2 separate regions of the Homo sapiens genome follow, and region 2 is linked to region 1. A link is a contact called in ENCODE Hi-C or POLR2A ChIA-PET data. All regions are on one chromosome and are shown on one strand. The core of a region is the stretch at or near the end of the contact, and the rest is flanking DNA. Distances in the headings are between cores, read along the strand shown. Region 1 overlaps IRAG1 (inositol 1,4,5-triphosphate receptor associated 1). Region 2 has its middle 15 kb from the start of CTR9.

Evidence for each region. A loop is a pair of places that touch in the nucleus more often than their neighbours do. ChIA-PET counts read pairs that join two places held with the same protein, here RNA polymerase II (POLR2A). Pooled maps may share reads with other maps.
Region 2: a loop to region 1 is called in a pooled map, with 6 times the contacts of the local background. The contact joins two enhancer-like sites. A Hi-C loop is called at or near these places in 6 of 50 pooled maps. POLR2A ChIA-PET finds 5 or more read pairs at or near these places in 4 of 52 experiments (GM10248, WTC11, activated B cell and 1 more).

The regions. Positions count from the first base shown.
Region 1 is chr11:10,591,151-10,593,850 of GRCh38, forward strand. It overlaps IRAG1 (inositol 1,4,5-triphosphate receptor associated 1), which reads right to left. Exons shown (of 21, transcript NM_130385.4): 17 at 2,342-2,449; 18 at 398-462. All of the region lies in intron 2 of IRAG1-AS1 (IRAG1 antisense RNA 1), which reads left to right. Among named protein-coding and RNA genes, the nearest start is that of LYVE1, 24 kb to the left of the region's middle. RefSeq lists an enhancer at 2,449-2,700. Within about 2 kb of position 1,366, at least 5 of the 41 ENCODE cell types and tissues checked have a DNase peak (open chromatin) inside an H3K27ac peak, as active enhancers do.
Region 2 is chr11:10,734,423-10,737,122 of GRCh38, forward strand. No RefSeq gene overlaps it. Among named protein-coding and RNA genes, the nearest start is that of CTR9, 15 kb to the right of the region's middle. Within about 2 kb of position 1,434, at least 21 of the 41 ENCODE cell types and tissues checked have a DNase peak (open chromatin) inside an H3K27ac peak, as active enhancers do.

The DNA.
Region 1 (2,700 bases), core at 116-2,615:
CAATGTGGCCAGAGGCAAGGAAGTTGTAGACTCGCTGAGCTAGAGCCCTGCTGTGCCATACCAGGAGCAGCTCTACCTCTGGACTTAATTAAGTCCCATTGAGTTGGGGCTTTATTTTGTCTGTAGCCCAAGGAATCCCAATTGGCAGAGAAGGCTCCAGCCTTCTCTGGGCTCTCTAAGATTGGGTACACTTGGCCTCACTCAGGGCATCTTCCTGGTTCAAGAATTTTGCAAACAGGTTCTGAAATCTTTGTGGGTTTCAGACTCCCATTCATTTCCCTTAAAACTTAATTTGCTTTCCACTGCATTTTGGGGATAAAAATGGGAGGAAGGAAAGTAAAATGGGGAAAATTTCCTGAGAGATCCCTGAAGCCAAGAGGAAAATCGACAAACTTACTTTTCCAAAAGTGCAGGCAGTGCTGAAGTGACAGGTAGGCTGCCTTTCCCATTGGGTGATTCCGACTGAGTGAAAAACAGAAGACAGAGAATTGAGGATGCGCTATGGAAGGAAGAAGCCAGAGCTGCTGGATTTCTGATGATGCTGGGAGCGGGGCTGCTGCTTCTCCTCTTTCCTCCATGCCCCCACTTTCCAATCTTCATCTGAGCCCAGGACTTGGCCCTTTCCCTCAGGCCTTCCCTGTCCTCCTTTCCTCTAGGGCACATGCAGCTTCCTCCTTTTCCTTCACCTCTGCTAAGTTTCCTTAAGTGAAGAGGAAAGTTTACATCTTGAGGCTCCATTCTGGAGAGGAGCCATCAGTTTTTCTCTGTCCCGTTTAGCAACTGTGACTGAACACCAGTGGGCCTCCTACAAATGCAGGTCTCAGGCTCCTTACAATAGATTCACACAAGCCCATCACTGTCCCTAGAGACATAGCTCCAGGTACAATTCTCAGGAGATGCAAATCACTACTGAAAGCTCAAACCATCAGAAATTTCTTTACAATACGTTCCCCAGGATTTCCAGGTTGTGTTGTTGCAATGGATTTGGTTTAAGTAATGGTTCTCAATGTTGGCTGCACATTAGAATCACCTGGGGGAGGTTTTAAAAAAGTATCGATCCACTCCAGAATCTTGGTGTGGGGCCTGGGGGAATAATGGTTTAAAAGTACCCTGTGTGGTTTTTAATCTATGGCCCTGATTGCCAACCCCTAGTCTAAAGGAATATATATTTGGAAAATAAATTTATGCTTTTAGGCAAAGTATGGGAAATAGATCTGTTAAAATACACTAACCAGTCCTCTCCAACATTCTTAAACATTTTTTTCAGGTTGTTTTATTTTAGTGGGTAATTTGGGAATTTAGGTTGATTTCATAGACGACTGAAATGCTTGAGGCAGGAAGCAGTGAATACCACTCATTGGTATTACATAGAGCTTGAATTTCCAGTTGCTTACACAATCAGATTGTTTCCTTATAGGGTAGTGCTAGTCATAGGCAGGGGATAGAGAAACCACTGAAGAAAGAATTAGAGAGAATTAGCCAGATGCACAAAGGCCTGGGATACAGAAAATATTTTGTTATATCCAAACGTCTTTGTCTAAAAGAAATGGAAATGTATTTTTCCTGATTATTACCAATACATTCTTATTATAGAAATATAAAAAGGCATCAGGAAGAAAATAAAAATGAACTATTTTACCATTGCCTAGAGATAACCATTATTAGCTGTTTCACATATCTTCTACCAGAAATTTCTATGTCTACACACAGAAACACACTCTTTTAAAAAGTACAAAACAGAATTATACTGTTTATACACTAGGTTTTGTATATTCTATTTTACTTGCTTTTGATTCATAATAAATTATGGATAATTCTACAGAAACCCCTTATAGGAATATCCATTTGCTTAACCAATCTCTTATTAGTGAACATGGAGTTGTTTCCCACTTTTCATTATTATGAACAATGCTACAATGAACTGAGGCAGGAGAACAATGGGTTGAAGAACTCAGGCTGTGGAATCAGAGAACCTAGGGTTCAAAGCTGTTCTACCACCTATCACACATTACAAACTTCAGCTACTTAAGCCCACTGCAGAGTAGAAAAAAATTGTAACCACCTTGGCAGATTGTGGTGTAAGCACAAAAAGAGTTATCATTTGCAAAGAACGCTGAGCTGCCAACACCATGCTGAGGGCAGTGGGACTTCCCAGAGTAGTAGAATACATGCAGCCTGGTGTATATTGAGTTTTTGAGCCTATCACTCAGATTCTATTCTGGAAATTTCCTCTCCTTGTTGACCCTGCCCCCATTTGGTCACCCTCCCTGCCCTAGGACTGAGTACGAAGGAAAGGTTATTCTACTATTCTGTGCTGGGAGGCAGACATCGTCATACTTACCAAGGCTGGTAAGGAGGGAATGGATGATGAGCTGGGAGTTTGGCCAGGCAGATTCAGGGCATTAAACTTAGGAACCACAGCAACGCTGACCCTCCGGCGAGGCATATTCTGCAGGAAGAGAAGTGACCAGGCTCACTGTCTTGGAGGTAGCAATAGCCATAGTTCAGAAGGGCTGGGAAAAAGCCTCCTCATTTCTAATGCTGTAATGGCATTCACTGGATATTTTGGTTTTGCAGTAGCAATGATAGAATTGGTGTGGAGAGAGTGGCCAAAGTTGACCCAAATTTTCTGTTGTTGGTGAGTGAACGCTCAATCTGTTCTATTTTAGCTTATGAGATCTTGGAGATACAGAATGGAAA
Region 2 (2,700 bases), core at 184-2,683, 140 kb after region 1:
ATGTATTGGTTTACAAAATCTAAAGTTTAGAGGTAACGTGGGCTTCTGGCACGGGCTGTTGAGAGCTCCCAGTGTTTTGGGGGCTGCAACTCTGCTTGTCTGAAAGTTTCTCACCTCTGCCTCCCAGTCAGCTTTTTCTAAACCAGCCTTTCCTTGAGGTAGCACAAGGCAGCTGACAGCGTCCAGGGCTCAGCGCTTCCTCACTCATGTCTGGGGGATCAGTGTGGTTGTATGCCCACCCCTAAAACAATCGCAGTGGCCAAGGGAATGCCAAGGGGGCAGGGATTATGTTGATGGGTTTAGGCCAATTGGAACTGACCCCTGAAACTAAGAGTTGGTTTGATCCTAGACTTAAACCACAATAGGATGGGGGAACCTGCAATGGCAACTGCAGATATTCACCCCAAAGACCCTTCTTCAGTGTGGGTGTGGGTGTGGGTGTATTGTGTTGTGTCAGTGTGTATGTGTGATGTGTCAGTGTGTGAGGTGTGTGTTTGTGGGTATGAGAGTGTATTGTACACATGATGTGACTGTGTAAGCATGTATGTTGTGATTGTGCATATAAGTGTGTGTGTATGTTTGTATTAGTTGAGAAGACCATATGCTGGACTAAGTGTGCCTTGCATTATTTTTTAAAATTTTATTTTATTTTATTTTATTTCAATAGTTTTTGGGGTATAGGCGGTTTTTGGTTACATGGATAAGTCCATCAGTGGTGATTTCTGACATTGTATTGCACCCGTCACCCCAGCAATGTACACTGTACCCAATATGTAGTCTTTTATCCCTACTCCCCTCCCAACCTTCCCTCCACCCCCACCAGTCCCCATTGTCCATTATATAATTCTTGTTGGGGCCTTCCATTCTGACTCTGCTGCTACCACCTTGCTGGCCCCCAAGGGTCTCCCCCATCCCCCAACCCTCGCCCCCGTTTATGAGCAAAATCCCTTTTCCCCTAAGCATAGATGATAGGGTGGAAATTTTAACAACTTTCCTAACGAAAAAGGAGAAGAGAAAGGAAATCCATTCAGAGAGCATAAGAAACCTAGAAAATCATTTCTGACAATGTATGTCCCTGAACCAATTATGACCTCCTATTTCCCCCACTCAGCTGTCTCAGAGCCTTCCCAGCTCCCTGCCTGGCGCTAACTGCTGGAGGCCACCCTAGGACGTTTGTCCCCTAGCAGCCAAGGCCAAAAATCTCATTTGCACATTTGTACTCACCATTCCACCTCAGGGCCCTCCGTCACCCCCACCCCCGTCCTCTGTCCTCTCCTCCCGCCTCCTTGGAGAAACTTAGTGACATTTCCAACAAGGGCCCCACGGTAAGAAAGACGGCTTCCTTATACTCTGTGGTGAGGATCAGCACATGTAAACACAAATAGGAACGTTGCCTCAAGCGCTCCATCAGCGCACTCTAGAGTCCTACAAAGGATTAGACAAAACAAGGTCATCTCCCCGAGTCCCAGCCCAGTGCCTGGCCGCCCACCCCTTGCTCCGCCCAGGGCCTGCTCCCTCCGGTGATCCCAGTCCAGTGCAGCCCTCTGCTGCCCTCTGCTGGGCCCTTGCCTACACAGCCCCGGGGCTCACCAGCCACCAAGAACACCGGGGGCTCTTGGCCAACCTTTTCATGTTCCTCTGTGATCTGGAGGCTGGAACAGGTTCACCAATACTTTCACCCACCCATCACTTCTCAGTGTGCTGGAACCTGTGAACGGTTTCCTAGTCGTTCAGAGTCTCATGTCCTCGATTTTTTTTTAAAGCAAAACAGAGGTTATAATCCCTACCTCACAGGACCAGGGTGAAGATTAAAAGGGCTTATTCATTCATTTATGAGTCATATGTTTATTGCACCTCTACTATTTGCTAGGCACTGGGTTGGTACTAAGGATACAAAAAGAAACTATCCTTGCCCAAATGGCGCTCACTGTTCTGTATACACAAATACACAGTTGTGAATCATGATAAAGGAACTCAGTAAGATGCTGGGATAGACTAAGACAAGGGGAAGCTTCAGGGAAGATAAGGAGGCAACTTAAGCATGAACACGAGTCACATCCAAGGGATAAGGGGTTTGGGGTGGGTATTCCAGGGAGAGGCACAAGAAGGCTGTCGTGAAGGTCCCAGAAAAGGTGATAGAGGTAGGGAGTAGCTATAGCTGGAGGTTAGCCAGAGGGGGCAGGGCCTCGATGAGAATGGAAAGGGATTTGGACTCTATTCTAAGTGCTGTGGGAGCCATGGAAGGGTTGAGAAGTGGGGTTGTGAGGCGTTGGCTCACACCTGTTATCCCAGCAGCTTGGTAGGCCGAGGTGGGCAGATCACCTGAGGTCAGGAGTTCGAGACCAGCCTGGCCAATATGGTGAAACCCCCGTCTCCACCAAAAAAATTAAAAAATTAGCTGGGCATGGTGGCATGTGCCTGTAGTCCCAGCTACTCAGGAGGCTGAGGCAGGAGAATTGCTTGAACCCAGGATGGGGAGGTTGCAGTAAGCCAAGATCACTTCACATCACTGAGTGACAGAGGGAGACTCCGTCTCAAAAAAAAAAAAAAAAAAAAAAAGGCCCGGCATGGTAACTCACACCTGTAATCCCAGCACTTTGGGAGGCCAAGTCAGGCAGATCATGAGGTCAGGAGTTTGAGATAAGCCTAGCCAACATAGTGAAACCCCGACTCTACTAAAAATATAAAAAATTAGCCAGG